2 separate regions of the Homo sapiens genome follow, and region 2 is linked to region 1. A link is a contact called in ENCODE Hi-C or POLR2A ChIA-PET data. All regions are on one chromosome and are shown on one strand. The core of a region is the stretch at or near the end of the contact, and the rest is flanking DNA. Distances in the headings are between cores, read along the strand shown. Region 1 holds the start of FIGN (fidgetin, microtubule severing factor). Region 2 has its middle 38 kb from the start of FIGN.

Region 1 (7,924 bases), core at 2,669-5,168:
CATAAACAGCTACTAAGTTCTAGAATGTGTTTTGAAACCCAGGAGTTTGGAAGAATATATTATTAGTTTAATGTTTTATTAAAATATTTAACATTTAAGTTCAAAACTAAAAAACAATATTTGAAAAATTAAATTGAATTGCGTTTAGCATTTTATGAAAAACTATACATGATAGCCCTCCAAACTTCTTTCCTTAAAGCATCTTGTGACCTACATCTCCCTCATCTTTTCTACCCGCTGTCTACCTTCTGCCTCCACTGATTTTTTTTCCTTTCCTTTCCTCTCCCATCACTTAGGTAAAGCACATCTCTGTGTCCAGCCTAGCTCATATTTTCCTTAGTCCAGTGCAGACAAGTCTATGGTCATTTGCAAAATCACATTCAGTATCACTTTGCTTATTCCCTTAACCTTCACTTTTGTTGTTGTTGCTTACATTATTTTGAGAAGAAAAAGCAGAAAAAAGTAGAATTCCCCTCTGAATTATCTTGAAAGGAAGGCATACACACACACACTCCTGAAGAAGAGTTATGTTGATTTTTCTTCTGATTTTCTTAAAAAGCACAAGTTTGAGTATACTGTGTATTAGAATTTCACATATTAGTCAAAATGTTATGCATTATAATGTCTGTGCATTTAAAAAGTAAAATAGAAAGAGAAATGATATTGCTAATAGAGTGGGAAAAATTAGTCAAATTTATTATTTTCTGAAATAACTGTTTCCCTGACTAGCCAATCAACTTCCTTTAAACACTCAATATTTAATTCTCATGTTATATCAAGAAGTTTCAAAAGATATTATAGAGATGGATGTCAGCTACAGCCAGAAACATTTCTTTTGATTAAAAGTTTTGAAGATAAATGCATACAGAATATGATGACTGTTAAAGTGCTTTTTAATCATACCACATAATTAAAGATAGTTTTATTAAAACAACAAAAACTGAACATCGCAAACAATGCCATGAATCTCTGTGGAAAAGAAAGTCAAGTTTTATTTTCCTTTGCTTAAAATAATTGGAGAAAAGCAACTTTTACCTATACTTAAAAAAAAAGGGAGAAATAGTGCAATGACGAACTCTCCTGTGTATCTTATTATTATGGAAGTCCCATAATGTATATTCTATTATGTAAGTGTCTTTTATTCCCAGAGTATATGTAATTTTGAACAATTTAGAAACTCTGTACCTCTATCCAGTGCTCTTTTGAACAGTTTTCCAATTATTTGATTCCAAAGTTAATTATATTTATTTGCATGTTGAATGATTTTTTTATAATGTGTATTTCAAATGAATCTATAAGGGAATTGGAAAGGTACAGTTATTATCTATTAATAAACTCTTGCTGACCACACTTTTTCCTCCTCTTTTTAAAGAGCAGGGGTTGTTTTATTTTAGATATTACAGATGAATGGCTTTAAGTCTGTCATCAAAATACATTGTTTTTATATTCAGTGGGCACTGTATTATATATTTTATTCACTATTTGAATTTACACAAGGAACTGTAAATTCAACGCTAGGATTTAATGTTAAAGGTTGATGAGCTCTGAACTTTTTTAACAAACAAGAACAGAGCAGTTTTGCCCGAATTGCACAGAGCATCTGCTGTGTGTCCAGAGGACTTTTGGTCGTCATTCCCCAAATGGGCAATAACTGCGATTATGAGCGCTTCACAGTTTTTTTTTTTTTTTTTAATTCATCTGTACTCAATCCAACAGTGACCCACAGATATTTCCCTACACTTATTTCTTTGTGGTAAAATCCAATGAACAACTTTTCGTAATATCATTTTCAAAGCCATCTTGTAAAATATAACTAAAGAGGTTTCAGTGTTCTCTGTTACATCAGAATAAAGTTCTTCTGTTTTATTTCGAAGACTCCTTTTTTAAAAAATTCACAGAAAGGTCAAATCCATTCCAAATAGAAATCTCATTGCTTAGAAATATTTCTTAGGATCTCGAATCACTCTTTTTTTGTCTTTTAAATTCTGTCATCTGCCTAGATTTAACTGAAATAATTTTTATTTCTCAGTGTGTTAGCTAAAGGCATCCATTCAAAGGTAAGAACATCATAAAAGGTGAATGGAATTAATTTCAAAGTATATATTTGGCATTTTTAAAGAGCTGCATTTCAGCATCTGGAGAGCTGCAATTTAGGCTATCAAATCTACAACAGAGAAGCTGGGGGAAATGTGAACACCCTTATGAGGAGGGTCAGTCCTCAGCAAGTGCATTTTCGGTTCCAACCTTCAAAGGTAACATTTTCAGCTTGATGGGCTCCTGGTGGAATATATAATTTGCCTCTTTCATTCTTAGCTTCGTTGAAATATAGAAGACTGGATGTCTACCAGGCCAAAGTATAAACTCACCATTTATCTATTAAAGTCATATTTAATGAAAACGAAGAGAAATTATGACCCAATTCACTCTCTTTCTCATTACAATTCCTAAAGAACTTTGCCGGGCACATTATCTCGTAGACATCATGATCAAATGTTATTGTTTGCTTTATTATCTCAGTTGGATGGTTGGCTAGTCTAGAATGAAATAGGTTGAAGGCAATACTCTCAGCCTAGAAGTCTGAATGAGGTTCCCATTCAAATGATCCTGATTGTTTGCGGGTGGGGCGGGGTGATTAGTAAACCAACTGAGCTTACACTGCATAGTAAGCGTCTGGATGCCGCACATTTACATCTAACAAGAGACCCCAGAAAACGTGTGTGTGTTTCTTAAACCTTATGTTCCGAACAAAAGGCTATCTCAGCAACAGACAATCAGCACTGCATTGCTCCCTGGGATGCGAGCAACACACTCAACTGCACATTTCATTCTTCCTCGGCTCCCAGCACCACAAAGCCCCTACTCTCTTCCCACTCCTGGGTCCCCAGATTACTCCATAGAGGGGGGTTGGGAAGGCAGAAGCCTAACGTCTATGCCTGCGCACCAGCCGCCGACACCAGGGCCCCCCGGGCGCTGCTTTCTCCAGCCCGAGCCGCCTGGGGGAGGTAGGGAGGGGAGCCAGGGAGCGCGAGAGGGGACCGCACACCTAGACACTTAGGATTTTATTTATTCACAGGGAGGCGGGGGAGGGGAACTGGGCGAACGCGAATTTTCTCCCCGAAGTTGCCTCTTCTAAGCAGATCAAGTCGTTTTCTGGCTGGTGCTGGGGGCCCCGGGGAGGGTGCCGGTGAGGTCCAGGCTCTCGAGACCAGATCCCGTCCCGTGCGCAGAGGGGGTGGGGAAGGGCGGACGGGCCGCAGCTGTCGAGAGGGCCGGGAACCGGCAGGGAAGAGCCCGCGGGCCGGGGAGCAGCGCGGCTCTGTCCCGGGCCCTCCAACGCAGGCCGGGGAGCGCAGGGGCCGGCTGGTCACGCGTGGGAAAGAAAGCCCCCTTCCCCCTACGGCGCTGCTCCCCTTTCCCCAGGCTGGGCCGCCAGAGAGTGCGTGCAGGGAGAGCTGCGAGTCCCCGCGCGCGTAATCATGACCTCGGGGCCCCCTCCGGGCCGCGTGAGCGCATCGGCGAGGCTGGGCGGCCGCCGCGGCCCCGGCCGTGTAACATGACCCGAGCGGCCGGCCGGCCGGCGCGGCGCGGCCATTGAGCCCTCCCTGCCCATGAATCTCTGGCGCGTCTCTAGCTCGCTCGCCGGCTCGCCTCCCGCCTCCCTTTCTCCCCCTCCAGCTCCGCGGGCTCCGTGCGCCTCTCCCTCTCCCTCCTGGTCCTCCCGCTGCCCGTCTCTCTCCACTGCCCGCCTCTCGCCACTGCCTCCCGTCTTCTCTCCCTCACGGCAGCCTCCGTCTCTTTCTCCCTCTCTCCTTTGAAAACTGATCTTTGGCTCTTAGTGTGAAAGTGATTTGAATTTGGCTCTGCGGCGCTCTGCGCCTGCGCCCAGCCTCTGGCATGCTGGCTCCTTCCAAGCAGCTGTTTTGGGTTTGAAATTCCAACATGGCAGAGGCTGCAGTCCGTCTTCCCTTCAAAAACTTGGAATGATTTCAAATCATAGGCACCTTCACTTAACCCTAGCTTCCATTCATCAGCAAACACATCGGATCGATGCTACGCTAACCTATCGGGTTCTCTCTCCGCGCGTTCAGGTAAGAGGAGCTTCGTAGTTTTCTACCATCTGTTTAAATTTGTTTTTGTTTTATTTTTAAAGAATATAAATACATCCAAGACCTGTAATTAAAAGAGATCTTCAGTTGTGCCGTAAACATTAAATTCAATTTCCACTCGTTTCTATTCTGTACGCCAACCTGCTGTCTAATTTCTCTGTTCAAAGTAGCCCTGAAACATTATAATGCATATTTTTGCTGCTTAATCATTGTAACAATAGTATGGGATTAAGAGTTCGCGATTGCAAGAATCTCGCTTTTCGCTATATTGGGCTTACTTATTACTATCTTTTTACTTCAAAAATAAAAAAATAAGAAAGCGGAGCCATAGGGTGGGGCTAGACTTTCTTCGGGAACTAACTTCTAAGTAAATAAGAAGTGTAAATAAGAATCTTGCACACACACAAAAAGTTGAGGTTAAATTACAATCTCGTGGCTGGGGGAACGAGAAAATGTCAGAAGATCGGTTGCAGAAAAATGTAAGCACATCATCTAGGAGGGGGTACAGCGTGGTGGGCGTATTGTTGGCAAGGAACGGGAGAGAAAGATGTATAATTTAATGGTATATACAATCCACTGATCCTATTACCGTCCTCCCCGGAGCTCTTGTTAGTTTCAATGGGAGTGAGTGAAATTGACATGGACTTGCATTCCTGGTCATGTGCTTTTTTTCCTTTCTTTCTTCTCCTGTGATCTGAGATCCCCTTTTTGTTGATGTTGCTTTCCCCCTTAATTATATGCATGTAGGTTAAATGAATACCTGACGAAAGGGCCCACGTTTCAAGGCAGTGACATTTGATAGCTGAGAGGAAAAGTGGCTTTAATGAAAAGCAACCTTTGGAATTCCTGCTTGTGAGAAATCCAATTCAGCTTTTTGTGCTGCCAGCAAGAAATGATCAGTAGCACCAGTGTTTATGGTATGTCAGTTTTGGAATTTACTTCCTTTGCATCTAAATAGGAAAGACAAATGAAATAGCATGATAAAACCATTGAAGACTGCCTGGCAAGCAGTTGCTCATGATATAGAATTCCTTTTTTTAAAAAATATATGTTTAATGTCACCATGCTTTTTTTTCTTTTGCTATCACTTGTTTGTATATTGCAGTTTTGATTAATATATTACTTGAATCCACTTTTATCGGTTTTAGCTGTCATCCAGAAGTTGCACGTTACTAGTAATGCACTATATATATATAACTGCTGAAGTCAAATAGTATGTAAATTAGTTAAACTCAGTGTGGGTTTTTTTTTTTTTTTTTTTTGAAGGAGGGAGGCTGGGCAAAGGGGAGAGGGCAGGAGTGTTGGGAAAGATTACTAACTAATGAAAGTGTATCTATATATATGTACACACACAGGAACAGGACTGGATGAAAATTTTATTTTTCTCAATCTATTAATGCAGTTTGACTATCTGCTCTTGATGTTTGCACTTTGTGGAGTAATCAGTTCTTCTGAGTGTGGTTTTTTTTTGGGGGGGGCGGGTAAGTGAAGAGGTGTCTTTTACATGAAAATAAAAATTATATTTTGATTGTCCAAAGTCCTTGATGTCTTTTAAAGAGTAGGGATAGGTTTTTCTTCCCCCTTTCCATTCACTCGTCTGCCTGTCAGCGCTTTTTACTTTTAACTTGTGACAGAATTAAATAATCAGGCACTGAAATTGACTTCGTTTGAAATCGCTCTTTCCTTTCTTTACAAAAAAAAAAAGTCAGTTAAATGGAGTGAGAGGGGATTTTCAATAGCTCTTGTGGCAGTGCCCTGTGTACACTTTGTAATATTCAATTAAGACAGAGGGAACAACAACAACAAAAAGATGTTAAAGTATTTTGCATAACCAAAGGATATGTCCACTTTAGACTGTTTTTTTTTTTTTTTTTTTTGGTTGTTGCTATGTTTACCCCATGACCGTTAATTCCTCCTGAAAAGAGAGAAAGAAGGAAAGAGAGAATATGAAAAAAGAAATAACAGTGGGGCAAAGCTGCCAGGGGTCTGTAGTGTGGCCGTGGTCACTGCTCTCTCCTAACACAAATGTGAATACGAAGAGAGGAACTACAAGACCCGTTGCGCGACATACACGTCTGGTTGGACTCTGGTGACTATTGAGCTAAATACACACCACACTTACACGATAGGAAAGATTTGATTGAATTTTGCATTTGGAACTTGTTGACTTTGAAGCGATCAATAAGAAGACTGTTTATTTTAGATGCACATAATTTGCCCTGAGAAATGTTTTAAGGAGGAGAGAGCACAGCTTTTTTTCCCCCGGAGCTGTTGGAGCGAATGGGATTGCCAGATGGGCGATTTCCCTCTGTGATGTTAAAGCTGTAATATATATTCAGAGCAGATTGGGCTGCTGCCTGTGATGAGGAGGATATTACATTTATAAATTTTAAATCGGAGCTCGGACAATGTGCTGAGAGCAGAAATTGGATGGTTTGACTGTTCACCGTATTGATACTTAAATGTGATTTCTAGGTAGTACTAATAATAATCATTGCAATAATTCATGAAAAACATACTGGCATAGGCAATTATATAATTCATGACATTTAACAGCAGATTTGAGTGTGTAAATTGCCCCCCTCTTAAGTCTCTGCTTACTATTAAATAATAGTCACATAATTCATTTCCCTATGTTTAAATGTCCGATGTGCAAATGATGTTAACTTAGGAGCCTTGTTATCATATATTAGAATTCTAGGGGTGAAAGTTTACATACATATATATAAAGTAGACACTTGTGTATATGTATAAAGTGGCGTTACTGGCTCTTGTTTTCTAATTCTTTACTCTGATTATTTTTAGATTTTGTTTGTCTCAAATGTGCGGCCTAAAGGAACCAGAGCTACAAACCTAAAAGACTAGAAAGTGGGCAAGTGCTCACACTCTGGCAGCTCTGCTGTTGCAAATTAAAAGTGTGTTGTGGTCAGGAAATGAAAGCTACAATGTCTCTTTTGAACAAGTCGTTTATCAAGAGAAACATCTATCAGGGACTGCCTTGTCACATTGATCCTCTAAAAGTTAGGTCCGAGGTGGAAGCTGCTTTGATGTTTTTGATCCTAAATTTAATACAACAGAAAAAAAGCAAGGATATTTTGACCAGTATAGATTTTTAAAAATGTTTCCTGGAACCAACAAGATCTATTTATTAGGATTTCACTATGTGTGAAGTTTTCTGGACGTAACAGTTGAAAGGTTGAAGGGGAAATCCCAGACTTTATAAATTGATGATTGTTAGAATATACATTTATAATATATTTAGTGATGGCTGGCTTCTTGGTGCACATGGAATGGACGTTTTGAACACAGATTGTTCAAAAGGAAAATTATTTTGAAAGATTATTTTGGAAGAATATGTAGAGAGTCAAGAGTTTTTCATTCAAATTTTAGTTATCCTCTTCTGTTCTTCCTCTCTTTTACTCCTTCATGCTTGTTTCTTATCTTCATTATATTTGTGACAAATTAGCTTTTATTTGGAAAAGAAACATTATTTCTACAAAAACCATGTCCCAAAACATGCTTGTACACATCGTCTCTATTGTTTATTAATTGTGCATGTTTATGGTTATCAATATAAACTGCATGGACACATAAGTCCTTTGGAATTTCAGCTTAAAAATAGAGGTATCAGATTAAACATGCTATGTGTTCTTGAATAATGAATATGTTGTATGCATTATTTAAAATTGAAAAGGTATTGTTAGGAAAATGACCAAGTTGAAACAAAATTGTGAAAGCAGTTAGAAGCAGCCTGCTTCATTTTGGGAGGCAAAGATAGGAAAGAAGTGTTTCTTCTTTAAAATAGAGTTTTTGGATAC
Region 2 (7,924 bases), core at 2,046-4,545, 39 kb before region 1:
GTTTGCAATTTTAAGTAATGCAGTGAGGAAAGGCCTTATATCAGTGATCACATTTAAGTAAATACCTGAAAGAGATGAGAAAGTAAGCCCTACCAGTGTAGGAAAGAATGCTCTAAGCAAAGAAAATAGGCGATTCGAAGGGCACTGCTTGGAATGTGTCTGCCTTGTTCAAGAAACATCAAGAAGGCCAATGTGGCAATGGTTGCAAGGGAGCAGGTAAGGCAGGGATTTCTAGAACCTTGTATGCACATTGGATTCGCCTCTGAGGGAGATGGGATGCTTTGGTTGGCTTTTGAGTAAGAGTGACATAACCTAAGCAGTTTTAAAGAGATCACTCTGATCCCACTGATAAACCAAGATTTGGGAGTTGGAGATCCCAAAAGGTCGTTAGATTCCTAAGGGCCTTTTTGATGCTATGATTCCACATTCCATACTTTGAAGTGATATCCCAAGCACCTACCCAGTTCAACGTGAAATGACTGTTGAACAGTATTTTCAGCAGTCTGAGGTGCTAAAATCACAGTATTCTAAAAGGCAAGTCTAACATTAAGTATTAGAAAGTCTGAGATTGCCTAACTTTGACAGTGAGAAAGAGGAGATTAATTAACAAAAAATTAAGTATTATAGCATAAGTATTTGTATATTCACACCATATGTCTTCATGATTCAGAACGCAAGAAATCATTTGGAAATGAATATGGTGTGTTATGGTAGCCAATACTTGGAGAAAGGAAAGATGGGCAAATTTGGCTCTGAAAATGTTAGGAGGGATGACTTGAGTAAGTTTCTTAACCTATCTGAGTCTCATTTCCAAAACTGAGAAAATAATATCCACACGTTAGCATGTGAAGATTAAATAAGACATTGAATGGGAAAGACCCAATATGGAGTAAATTCTCAATACATGTTGGTTTCTTCCTTCTTTAGACTTGACAGAGATGTCAAATTTTGACATGAATATTTGACTAGGGTTGGAAGAGCAAGGCTATGGGAGTCTTTTCTATGTATACTTACTACAGACCAGATATTTTGATATGTCATTGAATAAAGAAGCATGTACACTGGAAAAAAAAAAAAGGTAAGATTGCATCTGCCCCTGGCCAAGTTGTATGAATGAGAAACAAAAATAAATGGTATTCTTTAGTAAATACAATCCCAACCGTAAATAATAAATGATAGTCTACAAGTAATGAAGAATTTGTCAAAATTAAAATTTAAAAATTTACTTACATTTTTGAGGACATGGATATTCAGGCACTTATAAAGAATTTTAGAATCAATCCCAGAATCCCTAAATTAAATCCAAGGGTTTAAATTATCATAAAAAGAACATATCAAGCCAAGTGTGGTGGCTCATGCCTATAATCCCAGCACTTTGGGAGGCCAAAGCAGGAGGATTGCTTGAGCACAGGAATTTGAGACCAACCTGGGCAACATGGTGAGGCCCTATCTCTACCAAAAAAAAAAAAAATTGTTTTAATTAGCTAGTCATGGTGGCATGTCTGTAGTCCTAGCTACTGAAGAGGCTGAGGCAGGAGGACCACTTGAGGCTGGTAAGTCAAGGCTGCAGTGAGCTGTGATTGAGCCGCTGCACTCTAGCCTAGGCAACATGTGAGACCCCATTTCTACCTTAAAAAAAAAAAAATAAATAAAATAAAATATCAGAGGATTTCAAAGATTACCACCCTTTGAAACTTTTTTTTTTTTGAGACAGAGTACTTACTCTGTCACCCAGGCTGGAGTGCAGTGGCATGATCACACCTCACTGCAACCTCTGCCTCCTGGGTTCAAGCAATCCTCCCACCTCAGCCTCCCAAGTAGCTGGGACTATAGGCACACGCCACCACTCCCAGCTAACGTTTGTAATTTTTGTAAAGATGGGATTTTGCCATGTTGCCCAGGCTGGTCTTGAACTCCTGGGCTCAAGCGATCCACCCACCTCGGCCTCCAAAAGTGTTAGGAATATAAGCATGAGCCACTGCGACTGGCCCCACTTTGAAACTTTTTAAATAAAAGGCAAATTAATCTCTAAAGAATATATTTGAGAGCAACAATATATACATATTTGTGACCTCATCGTTCCATTTTCTTCTCTGTTGTATCTGTTTGTTTGTTATTAAAGTTTTCTACTAAAATAACTGGGTTCCTTACATGGAGAGGTGACATCTAGAGAAATCAGTTTAGTTTAAATTGAATTGGCTGCTGTATGAAGCCTTGTAACATCATTGTCAGATGTACCAATAAGTCATTATTTTCAGGAATGACACTTACAATATGGTGACACATCCTATCTCCTTTGTTACAAAAAGGGGATAGTACAGGTGGAAAAGATAAACAAAGTCACAGAGGCCTCATGGTCAACATTAAAGTGATTTGACAAACAAAGAATAGCAGAAAGAGAAACAGCATCTCCTATCTGTTTTCTAGGCCTCAAAAGATTCATAACTTGATATATTCTTAATTCAGCTAGGAACTTTTACAAATTGAAATGATGAAAAACACTGCATAAATATTAGAATTCTCTGGTGGAAAGGTATGAACAATGAACGTGTTGCTGAATGAATACAAAGTACATAACACTTTGCAAATAAGAAGGCTGTCAAAGAAGAGAGAAATTGACATATATCAGAGGACCTACTGGACCTAAAATATTAAATATGATGAGTGAATAAAGACTATTTTTCTTGTTGCTTAGTTCTTCTCGTAGGCAAGAACATTTCCTTCAAAAGAGCACACTAAATGCATTCTCCAGTTGACTCATTTTCACACTAGATGGCAAATGTGTGGGAGGCCACACACACAAAAAAAGATGCTTTTTGATTAGATTAGTGAGAGGGGGAAGTCTGATTCATCCATAAAATGATAGGAGCTATATTTGTTCTAATGATGCATCTAAGATTGCATTTCCAGTTGCTTGATTTTAGATGGTGCCTCTGGAGCATCTCTCTAGAAAGAAACTTTTTAAAAATTCTTTAGCTGAAATAATTCTTCTTTCTGACCTAAAACTTGAAATCTTAAAACTTCTGATGTGGACATTAATTGTGGACATTAATTGTGATGAAAAGGAGGAGTTATTGGAGGGGGCTCTGGGGAAGGGTCAGAAATGATATATTCCATGTCCAGAAAAATGGAGAGGGCTAGGAAAATATGGTGTGGGATTACACAATTTGGAACTGAAGGCTTTAGTCATGAACACTGAAGCATGGTAATCCAAGTGTAGTTGTCCAAGAGATCTGCTACTGCACATTATCTAGGCCTGACTCATTTTTCTTACTTGTACTTTCAAATATGTCGTTGGCCCAGTGTAACCTGTTGGTTTCCTATTAGATCATGGTGTTATTAAACTTTTTAGTCGAATATGCTGTTGAACTTCTCTTTCTTTTCCCTTTAAAAAACACCCAGGTAAATGGCTTTTGCTATAGTTTACTGAGAGTTTCCAACAGGGTTTGAAGTTAAGAACATTTGAAATTTATCATATGACAGATAAAATAATGACAAAAGTTACATCTCATTCCTAATACTAAAATTTTGTGCGATAAAAATGACAACTGGCACAAGCATAGAAATGCTGTTTAAGGGTGGAATAAATACCTTTTCTCTGCCCTATTGAGTACCCAGTGCTCAAAGTAAGTATTCAAATACTATACATCTTACCCCCAAAGATCATTGATATAGATTATATGAAAATAAATTCAATTCAAGTTTAACATTAATTACACTTTATTACAACTGCATAGATTTATCATAGTCCAGACTACAGTGGCTAGTATGGCTTTGGGCAGTTATTTGATATCTGACAATGGCAAGAAGTGTATAGTATGACAAGTTTTCTCATTTAAATGAGGAATATTAGACAGCTATAAAATCCTTCCATAAAATGAAATGTCTAATTTTACCCATGTGATACTTCTTATTTTGCTCTTAGTGGAGTAGTATGTACAGATTATGTCAAATGTCAACAAATATTAAAACAAAATGCAAAAAATTTAGATATTTTGAAACACCTAGATATTTTATTTTTCACTTTTCTTATGAATTTTGGCTGCAACATACTATGCTAATCTAAACATTTCTTAATAACTTTGTTTTAAATCTTTGGTTAAATCTGATAAACTTAAGAGCAAATCAGGTTCACTTTATGATGATCTAATTGGCCATTGACTTTGGGAAACTGGAAAAAGCCAATTTGATTCCTTTGTGATAGAGTTGGTGAAGAGAAAGACCCAGGAAGGAAGGGGCTGCAATAATAAACAAGTTGTTAAATCACTCTATATAGTGGAGTTCAAACAAGTAAACGAACAAATAAAATTTAGGAATGAATCCTCACTTCAATCATTGCAATTTTTTGAATTTTTTTTTTTTTTTGAGCCAGGGTCTTGCTTTGTTTCCCTGGCTAGTGTGCAGTGGTGCAATCATGGCTCACTGCAGCCTCGACCTGTCAGTCTCCAGCGATCCTCCCACCTCAGTCTCCCGAGTAGCTGAGACTACAGTCACACAGCACTATGCCTGACTAATTTTGTGTGTGTGTGTGTGTGTGTGTGTGTGTGTTTTTGTTTGTTTGTTTGTTTGTTTCATAGAGATGGGGTTTTGACATGTTGCCCATCCTGGTAAATTTCTAAATCTTACTGAGACTCAGTTCTCTCACCTGTAAATGGAGAAAATAATGCCCACTTCTCTTGACTGTTATGAGAATTAGCCAAGATAATTAAGCTGTAAGCATTTAGCATAAAGCCTAAAAACGGTAGGCATTTAATAAATGTTACTTTCTGTTTACCCTCTTTCATACTAAAGAAACAAAGTTCAATTTTGATCGAAGTCTAGTACCATGTTAAATATCAACTTTTCCTTAATGATTAAATCCCTGCTGATCTTTTACACCATGGTGTTTGTGTTAATTGAATAGCGATTCAAGATGTCTACACACTACAATTAGACATGACACTACAATCTAAGGAAGGCCCTCTCCTACTTAGGAATAGCTTGTGTTCCAAAAGCCAATTTGTTATTCCCTACTAAGAATTTAAAACACATATTCCCAAAGAATCAATGCTTTAGTAATCTATCATTTACTTGATGTATTATGTAAATAACACTGACGAGTTTAACAACTTACAATATTCTATGGCAAAATGCATTCAAAATTCCAAGTTGAGACTTTGATAATGTATGCCTCCCACAGGCAGTAAGAATAGAATTTCTCTTAGTTCCAAGATACTATGGGGTCTTCTGTAGGCTGGTGTACTGATCTTTTGGTGAAGACACTTCTTACCACCTCCTTTGCCATTATTCTGTCCTCAGTCACCACTAGTATAGCTTTCTGGCTGGGCACGGTGGCTCACGCCTGTAATCCCAGCACTTTGGGAGGCCGAGACGGGTGGATCACCTGTGGTCAGGAGTTCAAGTCCAGCCTGGCCAACATGGTGAAACCCTGTCTCTACTAAAAATACCAAAAATAAAATAAAATAAAATAAAATAAAATAAAATAAAATAAAATAAAATAAAATAAAATAAAATAAAATAAATAGCTGGACCTGGTGGCAGGTGCCTGTAATTCCAACTAGTCAGGAGGCTGAGGCAGGAGAATTGCTTGAACCCGGGAGGCAGAGTTCACAGTGAGCCAAGGTCATGCCATTGCACTCCAGCCTGGGCAACGAGAGGAAAACTCCATCTCAAAAACAACAACAACAACAAAATACATATATAATTTTCCTACCTTTAGGTTCATTTGCCCTTCCTCCCCAACACACACACACACACACACACACACACACACACACACCCCTCTTTTTCTTTTGCTTTAAGAACTATTGATTCTCCATTACTGTCATTCCTAACTGCTGCTTTCCCCCAACCACCATAAGACTCAATGCAAATTTATGACCCTATGTTCCCCACTGAATCTCTAAAGTAAACATATTACCCTTTTGATTTCTGCGGGGAGGAGAGGATAATCAGAGTTTGCAGCCAGGAAACTCATGGAACTAATGATCATTAAATATCTTATCCTATACATGTAGTTCTACACCAGGCTCTGAACTCATCGTATTTCTCATTCTTTTCTTTAGGCTTGGAGAAAATTAAAGACATCATTTATGCTTCGTAGAACAAACCAGAATTACGGGATCTGAGATTTGATAAATGAGATGGGAGGGAATAAGGAACACGATTGGATATCTAATGGAGATAGAAGAGCAGGACACTGGTGGAAAAAGTCTTAGAAACAAGTTGTTGAATAAATATGCAGGAATAAACAAATGAATGAGATTTCCTCAAGTAAACGAGTTTTAAAAACTATAAAGAGACGTATTTGGTTGGTGCAAAAGTAATAGCAACTTTTTCCATTACTTTTAAAGGCAAAAACCACAATTTTGTACCAACCTAATACAATTGCGTGTTGCTTTCTCTTCTCTCTGGTCCACCATGGCAAATGGGAAGGGCTGGGAATTCCTGGAGTATTTAGTCAGTGTCACACTAAGCAAACAGGTATTCTGATGCTTGAAGTATTCATAGACGTAGTAAGGTATGGTAAAAAGATCCTTACTTGCAAGTCATCTGAGTTTGAGATCACTTTTTCTCACTTCCTAGTCAGAGCCCTTGGGTAATTCTTTCGCTTTGTTCAGGTCTCTGTTTTACCATTTGTGAAGTGATGAACCTAGAATAACAAATCAAGAAATACCTAAATACATTTTTTAATTAAAAAAATAACTAAGATCCACAACTTAGATCATTAAAGATTTTGAACATGGGGTATTTTCTTTTAAGTGTCCCAGTAACATTGTCTACACAACGCAGAACACCCATGTGAATCCAAAATATTCAGTTAGCCATCTGTATGACTCCAGACATGGGGTGTGTGGCACACTGCCATCAGAGCATCTGTATGGCTGATATTTTCCTTTCCTAACTGAATGTTTAGATAGTGATATGGAATAACAAGGACCCAATTAGCTAGTACTGTTTCTCACTCCTTACCTTAGTCAAGAGCCCATCCCACACAAAGGAAATAATAAGAAAATTATTTTGCCCGCACATCCATTCAAACCAAGTCACCGAAGGCATTCACTTGAACAGAGTATATCCTTTACTGAAGAATAAGGAAGATGAACACACATTTCTTTTAGCATAAAAAACATTGACCAGGGTCAAGTAGCACATTGCTAGCTGAGTTGAGGCCCAGCATGGCTTATTAAGGCTGTTTGCTGAGAGAGCTTGTATTAAGTCACTGGGCTTACTTTAAAATTTTTTTTCCCTCTCTAACAAGTGCCAGACATGTGAGTCCATAATGAGTTTAATTAAAGTCAATGGCAGCCAATAATTCAAACCTTATAAATGTGAGAGCAAACAAGACTCTTAAGTCAAAACATGAAATATTCCATTTAAGTGGAAGTTTTAATCTTGTTTATAAAATAAAATTACCTCATATTAAGGGCTAATAGAGTTCAAAGATCTGATTTCCAGTGCTGGATCTACCTCTTTGCTATTTTGAGAAAGTAAAAAATTTTAATAAGAGAAGAACTTTTTTGTAGCATCCAACAATATGCTTGTATGTAATTGGTATTTAATACATATTTATTAAGCACATAAATGTGGTAAAATATACAGTTCTAAGAGAAGTAAGCAATAAGGACAATACAAAATGAAGATAACAAGCAGGTGCAAAGGAGAAAAGGCAGACGAAAAGAGATGGGGGAGAGATTTATTTCATTAACTCATGATCTTTGTAATTTTTATATGAAGCTAGATTGTTACCCCTTCCTAGAAAGATTTAATGTGAGTTACAATAAGGTTAAATATTATGAAGAATATATCACTTTTTCAGGATGTACTATTAGTTACCATGCACAATTAAAATATGTGGAAATGATTCATTTCCAAAACAAATGGATCAAGTCTATAAACGGATTTAAGGCTCTTGATCGTCATT

The links. Hi-C counts contacts between places; a loop is a spot of excess contacts on that map. ChIA-PET counts read pairs that join two places held with the same protein, here RNA polymerase II (POLR2A). Pooled maps may share reads with other maps.
Region 2: a map of PC-3 shows a loop between it and region 1 (7-fold over the local background). The contact joins the enhancer-like site here to the promoter of FIGN in region 1. A Hi-C loop is called at or near these places in 8 of 168 maps with a recorded cell type or tissue (Calu3, MCF 10A, PC-3 and 5 more) and 6 of 50 pooled maps. POLR2A ChIA-PET finds 5 or more read pairs at or near these places in 4 of 52 experiments (H1, MCF 10A, PC-9 and 1 more).

The regions. Positions count from the first base shown.
Region 1 is chr2:163,732,002-163,739,925 of GRCh38, reverse strand. It overlaps FIGN (fidgetin, microtubule severing factor), which reads left to right and starts at 3,918. Exons shown (of 3, transcript NM_018086.4): 1 at 3,918-4,088; 2 at 4,854-5,023. The coding sequence starts at 4,999. LOC107985957 (a long non-coding RNA gene) reads left to right here and starts at 5,985. Exons shown (of 2, transcript XR_001739759.2): 1 at 5,985-7,924. RefSeq lists enhancers at 2,279-2,794, 2,795-3,311.
Region 2 is chr2:163,770,367-163,778,290 of GRCh38, reverse strand. No RefSeq gene overlaps it. Among named protein-coding and RNA genes, the nearest start is that of FIGN, 38 kb to the right of the region's middle. RefSeq lists an enhancer at 5,966-7,165. Within about 2 kb of position 3,295, at least 4 of the 41 ENCODE cell types and tissues checked have a DNase peak (open chromatin) inside an H3K27ac peak, as active enhancers do; they include PC-3, PC-9, Panc1 and 1 more, where a contact is called at or near this core.